Regions from separate parts of the Homo sapiens genome. Here region 2 is linked to region 1. A link is a contact called in ENCODE Hi-C or POLR2A ChIA-PET data. All regions are on one chromosome and are shown on one strand. Each heading gives the region's core, a stretch centred on a gene start or an enhancer-like site at or near the end of the contact. The rest is flanking DNA. Distances are from core to core; before and after follow the strand shown. Region 1 holds the start of ADAT1 (adenosine deaminase tRNA specific 1). Region 2 overlaps ZNRF1 (zinc and ring finger 1).

What was found. Hi-C counts contacts between places; a loop is a spot of excess contacts on that map. ChIA-PET counts read pairs that join two places held with the same protein, here RNA polymerase II (POLR2A). Pooled maps may share reads with other maps.
Region 2: a loop to region 1 is called in a pooled map, with 3 times the contacts of the local background. The contact joins the enhancer-like site here to the promoter of ADAT1 in region 1. A Hi-C loop is called at or near these places in 2 of 50 pooled maps. POLR2A ChIA-PET finds 5 or more read pairs at or near these places in 3 of 52 experiments (AG04450, GM12878 and HepG2).

Annotation. Positions count from the first base shown.
Region 1 is chr16:75,620,005-75,625,551 of GRCh38, forward strand. ADAT1 (adenosine deaminase tRNA specific 1) reads right to left here and starts at 3,277. Exons shown (of 10, transcript NM_001324445.2): 1 at 2,399-3,277; 2 at 627-816; 3 at 262-330. The coding sequence starts at 795. RefSeq lists a silencer at 1,147-1,441 and enhancers at 1,510-2,030, 2,031-2,550, 2,551-3,070, 2,952-3,191, 3,071-3,590.
Region 2 is chr16:75,072,677-75,078,223 of GRCh38, forward strand. The region is part of intron 1 of ZNRF1 (zinc and ring finger 1); the gene reads left to right. Among named protein-coding and RNA genes, the nearest start is that of LDHD, 41 kb to the right of the region's middle. RefSeq lists enhancers at 2,160-2,660, 2,661-3,161, 3,011-3,240. Within about 2 kb of position 2,649, at least 7 of the 41 ENCODE cell types and tissues checked have a DNase peak (open chromatin) inside an H3K27ac peak, as active enhancers do; they include GM12878, where a contact is called at or near this core.

The DNA.
Region 1 (5,547 bases), core at 2,027-4,526:
TAAACCCAGGGACTCTGTGGTTTGAGCATGAAAATACTGGTTAACTTTCAGTTATTCGGAAAGCATGTTCCTAGAGGCCTCCGCTTTGATGGTGGATTTCCATTCTCCAAGTGAGTACGGTCCTTCCAACTGGACTGATAGTCAGTAGGAAACAAATGCCATGCACCTCAACTGACATGGCCCCTCTTCCCTGACAAGGAGAGTAAAACATGGACACTGGTTTCAAGCTAAATCTTTGTTTAGATTCCCACCCGTGCTTACCGTTCTTCCTCATTTTGGACTGTCCTATGCATTTTGTTCCTGTTCCCATTGACACAACTTCCTTTGTCACTGTGGGAAAAAAACAAATCGTGTGAGTTCTGAGAAACGGAATGTTCCCCGGTGTTCAGGTGTGATCAGCCTGCACACTCCTCTAGGGGATTCCCAGAGGCCCACTCAACCAAGGTCTGCGGTTCCAGCATGGCGGTCTCCCGCCATCAGAGGTACTGCGTCACCTAGCAGAGGACAAGCACATATGCCTAACATCGTAGTTCACACCCTACCCACGACTGTACCCTCACAGTACAGCAATGCATAATTTTACCATCTCTCACAGTGAGGAGCATGCCAAGAAGAAAAAGTCTCACCTTGCACCGGCTTATCAGGGGTGTCGCAGGCCTTGTCAGCTGGAGATTGTATCTTCACCACCGCTGCCAATAATGTCCACTCATGGTTTGGCTCAGGCTTCCCCTTCTTGGGCAGCCTGATCCCATAGTGTTCATAGCATAGCTGAGCAATCTCATCCGCGGTCCACATGGTCTGAGCTGGTATTGAGACCTTGATCAAAAACCACAACCATCAGAAGTACGGAAAGGAGAACCAGTGCACGATGCTACAGCCTCTCATATCCATGCTTCGAGTCTTTCAAATGGAGCAGACCGAGGTTTCCCTATCTGGAACTCTATGGATCATTTTCTTCTACTATCTCCCTGCCCCCTTTTCATCTTTAATGAAAGATCAAAGAAACCCCAAATTCTACCAATCCCCAAAATTATTGTTTCAAGTTTTTCTTAATGTTATATATCTGATACATTTCTAAGGAGTCTGCATCCTCTACTCAACATTAAAGGACACGAGAAGGAAATGTCCTCACTACTCCAGTTTTCACTGGAAACGGCATGTAAAGGGTTGCAGACTCACTTGCTTTGGGCAGACCCTCACTGTATAAGGTTTATCTTTCTGGACAGATGTTCTTATCTGTCTTCTTTTTCCAGGCATTTTATTTTTCTCCTTTCCCCTACAGCAGAGTGTTTCTCTACCGCCCTCTAGTAAATCCCCACTGAAATGTTTCTCAGCAGTTACGTGTTCTCATAGAGCTCTACTTAAGGGTGTGGACTTTGGATTCACCCTTTCTGGGTTCTAATTTTGGCTTTGCCACAAATTAACTGTGATGCTGAATAGACTACTTAACCTTGCTGGGTCTGTTTCCTCATCTGTCAAAATAGTGATAACAATAGTATCTAACCTATTTAGATTATTGTGAAGATTAAATAATACTTAGGGTTACTGTGAGGGTTAAATAAGTAATACTTATAAAAAGCAATTGCTACTATGTTGAGCATAATTAAGGTCAACTGTGATTACTATTACAAAAAATAACATTTGATGATTTTCCTGGTTAATTTGCCTTGAGCTACCTGGTGGTGGGGGTGAAAGGGGGAGGGCTGTAATGGGCATAGAAAGCCATGAATTAAAAAACCATCAAGCAGATCCCTAGGATACTTTGCAGGGAAATCTCTCACTCTTGGCCCTATCAATGCTCACTAGGCACATCCTGATCTCATTTGGACTCAATTATACAAAAAGCTTCCCAGTAGAAGATGAGCTTGTGATAGACATAGCTAAGCACTGTAAAACCAAACTGAAGGCCGGGCGCGGTGGCTCACCTGAGGTCAGGAGTTCGAGGCCAGCCTGGCCAACGTGGTGAAACCCTGTCTCTACTGAAAATACAAAAAAATTAGCCGGGCGTGATGGCGCGTGCCTGTAGTCCCAGCTACTCGGGAGGCTGAGGCAGGAGAATCGCTTGAACCCGGGAGGCGGAGGTCGCAATGAGCCGAGATTGTGCCACTGCACTCCAGGCTGGGTGACAGAGCGAGACTCCCTCTCAAAAAAACAAAAAAGGCTTTCCTGAGCTCCAGTGCATGCAGCTTTTGAAAGATGGTATTGTTATGAATCCCCTGCAGCGCAACGTGCAGGCTCGCTACTGTAGTGAATGCTACTGGTAAATCAGACCACAGTGATTTAAAACAAAAATCTGCAGGAAGTGAGACCCTGTGACTTGAAAGTCAGAGGGCCAGGGCAAGCCTTGTCAAGAAAAGAAAGCATGAGATCCTAGAATCCTCGTTTGGAAGGGACTCACCTCTCATTTCTAGGGAGGCATCACAAGGCAGTATAGTTTATGAAGACCACCTGGCCATCGACCTGAAATTAAACCAGAGGTGCAATTCACAAACCTCGATAGGCAAGGCAGGTAGAAGTTGCCAGAAGAAACAGTGACTCTCTTTAAGATGAAGCAGCCCAGAACGGCATCATCTCACTCAGGTAGTGCGTCTGAATGAGCATGCACAATTGTTTAAATGAATAAATGTTTTGCTACACTGGGTCCATTATAATTCGAGCCTACACCCCCTCCTAGATCTTGAAAACTTGAAGAACTTCTTAGCTGAAAATAACAGCTCAGCTAAACAGGCATTTATTTGCCCACAAGACCGCATCTCTGAACAGTTTCAACAAGCTAAAAAAACTGACGTCCTTTCCAAAGAAAAGGAAGTCGGCTGCCAGGGGAGAAAAGGCTTCAGCGATGCTTGGAGGAAGGGACTCTGGTTTACGCTGGCTCCCTTCCTAAACACTTCCGGAAGCAGAGCCCCTTCCCGGCCGCTGGAGAAGCCTGGGTGGGACCCCGAGTCGGCCAGTTACAGGATAGGAGGTGCCAGGCAAGGCACTGAAGCCATGCAGTGAGAACAGCGTGAGCGCCTGATCCATTGGGTCCTGCGGCTGCCAGGCCAGAGGCCCCGCGCCAGGAGCTCTTCAGGCGCCGGCTGCTGACAGTTCCAGGCGTGGAGCGCCTTCCCACGTGAAACGCGTCCCGGAAGATACGATCCTCACAACCTCTTCCCTCAAAAACAGACTCGGCAAAGTTAGCCCGGATAAACCTGCCCCGTCGCCCCAGCGCCTCGCGGACGCTCCCCTCCCACCTTCAGGAAACGCGCCTAGAAGAAAGCGAGCTTAATCCGCCGGTAAGGCGGACGTGACGTCACAAAGCGCCGGTTCCTTTCGGCTCCCGCTCCCAGAGGCGCGCAGTGCATGCCGGGCCCTGTAGTTTTTCCGGGGAGTCGGTGCCAGGGCCGAGATTCCCGCGCTTCAAGTCCCGCAGCCCTGGCTGCGTCTTAGAGAGGCGTGAAACCGGATGATGGGAGCCGCTTGTTGGCTTAGATATTCCTTCAACTAGAATGACGTATCTTGCAGCACTCGGCTGAATTTTTTTCTTTTTCTTTTTTTTTTTTGAGACGGAGTCTTGCTCTGTTGCTCAGGCTGGAGTGTAGAGGCGCGATCTCGGCTCACTGCAACCTTCGCCTCCCGGTTCAAGCGATTCTCCTGACTATGCTGTATTTCTATCTGTAACATCACTGTCCAATAGATATATAATTCGAACCATATACGTAATTTAAAAATTTCCAGTAGCCTCATTAAAAGTCAAAATAGAAACAATCATATATATTTTATTTAACCCATACATCCCAAATAGTATTATTTCAACATATAATCAAAAAATTTTTTGAGATGGAGTCTCGCTTTGTCGCCCAGGCTGGAAGCGGCGCAATTTCGGCGCACTGCAACCTCCGTCTCCTGGCTTCAAGCGATTCTCCTGCCTCAGCCTCCCAAGTAGCTGGGATTACAGGCGCCCGCCATCACACCCGGCTCATTTTTGTTATTTTTAGTAGAGACGGGGTTTCGCCATGTTACCAGGCTGGTCTCGAACTCCTGACCTCAAGTGATCCGCCCGCCTCAACCTCCCAGAGTGCTGGGATTACAGGCGTGAGTCACGATGCCCGGGGTCGGTCTGTCTGTCTCATATATATATATATATATATTTTTTTTTTTTTTTTTTTTTTTTTTGAGACGGAGTCTCGCTCTGTCACCCAGGCTGGAGTGCAGTGGCGCAATCTCTGCTCACTGCAAGCTCCGCCTCCCAGGTTCACGCCATTCTCCTGCCTCAGCCTCGCGAGTAGCTGGGACTACAGGTGCCTGCCACCACGTCAGGCTAATTTTTGTATTTTTAGTAGATACGGGGTTTCACCATGTTAGCCAGGATGGTCTCGATCTCCTGACCTCGTGATCTGCCCGCCTCGGCCTCCCAAAGTGCTGGATTACAGGCGTGAGCCACCGCACCTGGCTGCCGAGTCTCAATATTTTAAAAAATACTTATGTTCTGTTCTGTTTTTAATGCGAAGTTTAAGAAATCTGGTGTGTGTTACACTTAGAATACATCCCAATTTGGATCAGCCACATTTCAGATGCTGGATAGTCACATGTGGCTACTGGCTACTGTAGTACAGTACTACTACAGTGTAGTGGGCAGAACAGGTCTAAAAACCTTTGGATTGCCGGGAATAAGTAATATAGCTGCCTGGATACTTCAGGGGCCTTTGTCACCCAGTAACTGAATGCTCTATTACTAAAAATGAAAGAATTCATTTTTCTTTGTTACCCCTCAAAAATTTATGCAACTTGCTCAACCCCATCCTTCTCTCTAGTTCAAAGGAAATGGGACATGGCCCTCCTCCAAGGCCAAAGACTTTGCTCCTCATTCCTCTCCAATATCTTTAATCTGCAAGTGACTGCCTCTTCTGTCTTTTAAGAAATATTCCAGTGGGGGTAAGGGGTATCAAAGACCTTCTTCTAGGGTTCTTTATCTCAGGGATTGGTATTACTAGCAATCTAGTTGCGTAACTAAAAAGTGAGTCATGTTCCTTGTTATCTCCCTTCCCTTAATCCCCTTAGTGCAATCCATTACCAAGTCCTGTTGATCTTACTTCCTATCTCTTGAATCCATCCATTTCTCTCCACTTGCATGCCAATACGCTAGTAAAAGCCACTATCGTATTCCTCTTGGATTGCTACACTCATCTCTGAATTTCCACCTTTTCTTGCTTAACTCCAATTCATTTTCCACAGAGCAGCAAGACTAATCTTTTCAAACTGCAAATCTGGTGTCAGATTTGTGACTACTACACATTTACTGCTTAAATAATACTTCAGTGAATGCCTTCTCGGTACTTTTTTTTTTTTTGAGATGGAGTCTCACTCTCCTACCCAGGCTGTAACGCAGTGGCACAATCTCGGCTCACTGCAACCTCCGCCTCCCAGGGGCAAGCAATTCTACCTCAGCCTCCCCAGTAGCTGGGATTACAGGCACATGCCACAACACCCGGCTGATTTTTGTATTTTTAGTAGAGACGGGGTTTCACCCTGTTGGTCAGTCTGGTCTCAAACTCCAGACCTCAAGTG
Region 2 (5,547 bases), core at 1,399-3,898, 550 kb before region 1:
ACATACACACTTGTGCAAGTGTCAAGTGTTAGAGCAGGAAGCAATTTTAGGTGTAGATTGTCCCATTGAACCCCTCCTTTTGCAAGTAAGAAATGTAAACAGAGCTGTGACATGGCTCACCCAATTGGAAGCAGGTGGCCCTGTGACCAGCAATCCCAGGCCCTCACTGTGAGGGAGGCATTACAATGAAGGCCTCCATTTGAGCCCCTCCAGCTTCCCCTCTGAGATGCAGATACTGTGTTGGTGTAGTGATGGGCCCCAGTGCTACTGTTCATCACACTCAACCGGTTATCTAGTTAGTGAAAGAAAGCATTTAAAAAATTGAGGGGCCAGGCAGGTACAGTAGCTCACGCCTGTAATCCCATACTTTGGGAGGCCAAGGTGGGAGGAATGCTTGAGCCCAAGAGTTGGAGACCAACCTGGGTAACATAGTGAGACCCCATCTCTCTCTCTCTCTCTCTCTCTCTCTCTCTCTCTGTCTCTCTGTCTATATATATGTATATATATATACACACATAGATATGTATACGTATCTATATACATAGATTTATATACATAAATATAAAATTGAGGCAAGATTTTTTTTTTCACAATTGTTGATTGCTTGCTAGTTTTTATTAATAGCTGTTGTTTTTCCTTTCTTTTTAGACCTCCCTCCAGTGCATGGTGTTGAGTTAATGCTATTACATGTTTGACACACTATTGCTGGTCTCACTGGTCTTGGCCAGGCTGCTGTCTTGGTTTTATTCATTCATACATTGATCTGTTTTTTAATTCCTGTTGTCCATTCCCCACCCCGCCGTAGCCAACCATGTCAATATGTTTGGTGTATTGGTTTAATTTTTCATTTCTGTGCATACATGGGTTTTGTTAATCTAAGGTTTTAGTTGTGTGCATGTGTTTTTAACTTAGGTAAAATGGCACAAATGGCCTGGTGCTACGGATTCTTTTGTTTCTTTTTTTCTCTCAGCACTGTTTTTGGATCTGTCCGACGTGCACATTTAATCCATTGCTTGTGGCTGCTGCATAGTATTCATCATGTACATGCTCTGCGGGGACCTTGCCCGTTCCCCTGGGGATCATCTGCTACCCGACATGGTTCTGTGGCCAACATCCTCGTGCTGTATTCTGATTGACCTGTGTGAGGATTTCGCTAGGAAATATACCCAGAAATAGGGTTGCCGGATCATAGACTAGGGAACTTTCCGGTTCACTTCTGAGGACTCAGAAAACATGATTATGTCCCTTTTCTCTTGCTATTTTCTCGTAAATGTCAGGAAGGTAGGTTGCTTAAAATACCCTAACTTTCAGCCTGGCTCTAGAATCTTGCAGTGCTACCACCCGGAGAGCAGAGATAAAGATTGGGATTTTATTCTCTGTGGGTCAGTTTGAGGTTTGCATTTTTTCACTTGGAATGATTGAAACTCGTGCTGCTCCTTCCGCGTGCATGTGTAAAACGAGCCACAGACTGCTAGTCTGTTCTGCTCTCCTGCTGTCCGTGACCGTTGCTAGACCTCCTGTATGGAGGCAGTGTGGTGCCATGGAAGGAGGCGATGCAGTAGAGTCAGGCCGGCATAAGTGGCTTCTCTGCATGTGTGTCAGCCCCATCCCTAAGCTGGGGTCATGCCACCCGGTGAGGCTCCATATGCCAGCATGTAGCACAGAGCCTACTGGGTGACCCTTCCAACAGCCCCTTGAGAGGAGAGGGCACAGTGCTGCATAAGTTGGTGTCTAAAGGGTGTGGAGTTGTATTTAAGCCTTTACTATCACATTGTGAATATTTATGGGTGGATTTATTTCGTGTCTGGAATTTTCTTCAAAATAATCTGGTGCAGGGAGAGTGAGTTGGGATAAAGATCAGATGACCATATAATTTATCATTCAATCCCAGGCAAGTTTGAAACTGAAAGAGGGAGCTATTAATTACACCAAGACGACACGCTTGAACTGGGGTTGTTGCAGCAAACCAAGACATGGACACCTCAGGGGAAAATCAGATAGGACTGACCCTGATTTGATCATTGTTGAAGCTGGGTGATGAGTACCTGGGAGCTCACTCTATTCAATTTTTTTGTTTGTCTGAAAATTTCCATAATAAAGGTTTTTTTAGGCCCAGTGCAGTGGCTCATGCCTATAATCCCAGCTCTTTAGGAGGCCTGGGCAGGAGGATCACTTGAAGCCAGGACTTGGAGGCCAGCCTGGGCAACATAACAAGGCCCTGTCTCTATAAAAAGTAATAATAATAAAATATTGAATAAATGTATTAAGGAAATGTTTGTATCAGAGTGCAGAAGCACCCAAAAGTTCGCACTGTCCAGGAAATGGCTGTTGAGTACTTTGCCAACCCCTGCCTGGGGTCATAAGCCCAGGTCACCATGCTGTCTGCTTTTCCCCCCTATCTCTGGGCACTTCCAGGTGGGGGTGGGTGGGAGGGAGTAAATGGAGAGGCTCCTCCTACTCTTCATTGTTGGTGGGAGGAATGAGAACCTGGAGGCTGTCCTAGCTGTCTGTGACTTGATTTAGCATAGGGGGAAAGGGCTGACCTTTTTCCTGCCAGCAGTACTGTCAAGGCCTGCCCAGGTGGCAGCCGAAGTAGCTCCCTTCATGCCCACTGCACACCACAGCATGGTGGCAGGGGCGCCTGCAGTCTGTGCACATGCACACATGATCGTTCTCTGCACCCCTTATCGGAACTGCGGGTTGGGCAGGAAGCAGCATGACCGCAGTGGGTTCCTAACCGACATTCTGTCTCACACACGCTTCACTGTCCTACTTAACCCTCGCTGTGGTATGGCAGTTACTGGAACCTTGACTGGTAGAAGGTAGCCTCTGCTGGGAATGGACTCAGACAGCAGGCTGACTGCCCTTAATTTGTTATCTCTTTCCGGTTGTACAGCTGGGCCTTTTTCACACATTTCCGTGAAGTGTGATGTTCATTCATCCAACAGATATTTTCAAGAGCCCATCATATGCCAGGCTCTAGGGCTACAGCAGTAAAATAAACAGACTCTGCCTTCAAGGGGCTTATACTGTAAGGGGGCCACAGACAGCAGGTGCAGCAAAGGTGGAGGAGGAGGGTCACCTTTCTCACATGGCTGCTGAGTGCTCAGGAATCGATGTTAGGATGCTGTCATGTGGAGATCATTGGCAACCGTGGAAAGGATGGTTTTAGAGATTGGAGCAGGTTCAAGAGGAACTGGGAGAGGAAGTGAAGATGGCCATTGGAGATGCTTCATTGGAACTGGGGCAGTTGCTGCAGGTGTAGGTGGGATTGAGAGAGCGTTGTGTGAGGTAGAGAATAGCTTACATATGTGGACTCAGGAGAGAGGAAAAATATGCTTAACAGAACTTGTTCTGAATGGCCCTTTTGTATGCCATAGCAAATATCAAACAACCCTGATCATGAGATATAGAGCCCTGGAGGGCCTGATTCAGTTTTCTTCTTCCTTCAGAGTCCCATCTTCTCCATACTAAAAGTAAATCACAAATATTTGGATTGTTATTGACATATCTATTATATGTTTTAATCTTCTATCTATAATCTTTCTCTTGTTATATAAATGGTTCTGAACTTTTGGGTTCTAAGCCCAAACACTTTTGACATCTAACTCTATGAATCTCCCTTAGAATGTGGCATCTTATTTCAGGAGGCTGATGGATCCGCTGATGTCCATCCCCATAGGTTTCAGGTCAAGAGCCTGTGTGTGGGACACATTCGCTAGACAGCCACTTCGGGATGTGAAAGAAATGAGAGCTCTGTGGCCTCCTCTTTTCTTCTCTTCCCTAATGGGTCATCCCTTCACTGAGGGGAGAAATTATATTTGTTTTGCCATTTTCCTTACAACTTAATAACTAGAATACATATGAATGGATAGACAGACTGACTGACTTGATTGCTTATCCTATTTAAGTGTGGCACATTCAGTCCATAGCACATGGCATCCTCTCTTGGGGCACAGTTTTCAATGGTTTCCCAAGAGAGGATGCCATGTGCTACGGACTGAATGTGTTTTATCCCCCTCCTCCCCCAAAATTCATGTGTTGAAGCCTAATCCCTAATGTGATGGTATTTGAAGGAGGACTTTTGGGAGATAAGTGAGTTTAGAAGAGGTCGTGAGTGTGGTGCCTTTATGATGGAATTATTAGTGCCCCCAGAAGAAGAAGAGACACCAGCGCTTTCTCTCCAGCATGTGAGACACAGCAAGATGGTGGACCTTTGCAAATCAGGGAGAGGCCCTCACCACACATCAGACCTGGCAGCACCTTGATCTTGGGCTTCTCAACCTCCAGAGCCATGAGAGATAAATGTTTATTGTTTAAGCCGTCCAGTCTGCAGTATTTTGTTACAGCAGCTCAAACTGACTAAGATATCCTGCTTCATAATTTTCAGCAGAGCCAGGGAACCCCAGCTACTCTCCTTTAAGAGTTGATCCAGGCCGGGCATGGTGGCTCGTGCCTGTAATCTCAGCACTTTGGGAGGCCAAGGTGGGCGGACCACGAGGTCAGGAGATCGAGACCGTCCTGGCCAACATGGTGAAACCCCATCTGTACTGAAAATACAAAAAATTAGCTGGGGCTGGGCGCGGTGGCTCACGCCTGTAATCCCATCACTTTGGGAGGCTGAGGCAGGCGGATCACCTGAGGTCGGGAGTTTGAGACCAGCCTGACCAACATGTACAAACCCCGTCTCTACTAAAAATACAAAATTAGCCAGGCGTGGTGGTGTATGCCTGTAGTCCCAGCTATTCGGGAGGCCGAGGCAGGAGAATTGCTCGAACCTGGGAGACAGAGGTTGCGGTGAGCCAAGACCGCACCACTGCACTCCAGCCTGGCGACAGAGCGAGATTCCGTCTCAAAAAAACAAACAAAAAAAGAGTTGATTTTTTAGAAGAACAGCCATTTCTCTTAGAAGGTTTTACATTCATTTCCTGTTGTTGCTGTAGCAAATATCCACAAATTTGACAACACAAATGTATTTTCTTGCATTTTTGGAGATGAGAAATCTGCATTGGTCTCGCTGGGCTGAAATCAAGGTGTCTGCAGTGCTGTGCTGCTTCTGGAGGCTCTAGGGGAGAATCCATTTCCTTGTCTTTCCCAGCTCCTGGAGGCCACGCTTTCCTTGGCTCATGGTCCCTTCCTCTAACTTCAAAGCTAATGGCAAAGCATCTTCAAATCTCTGTCTGTCTGCTTCCATAGTCATGTCTTCTTCTCTGCCTCTCTCTTTCCATAATAAAGATGCTGTGATTACATCGGACCCACCTGAATAAGGTTCTGTATTCATCACATCTGCCAAGTGCTTTTCGCCATGTAAGGTAAACATTCACAGGTTCTGGGGATTCGGAGGTGGACATGTTTGGGGAGCCATTATTCTGCCTACCACACCTTTATACAACTGGTTGCACACATGTTCCCATGTAATGGCTAGGGTGGTAACATGATTTCTGTTTTACAGTTGAGAAAATGGAAGTTCACGGAGGTTCAGGAAATTGCCCTTGGTCACATAACTTGTGCGTGGAGAAGTCAGCACTTGAATGCTGTAGCTCTGAG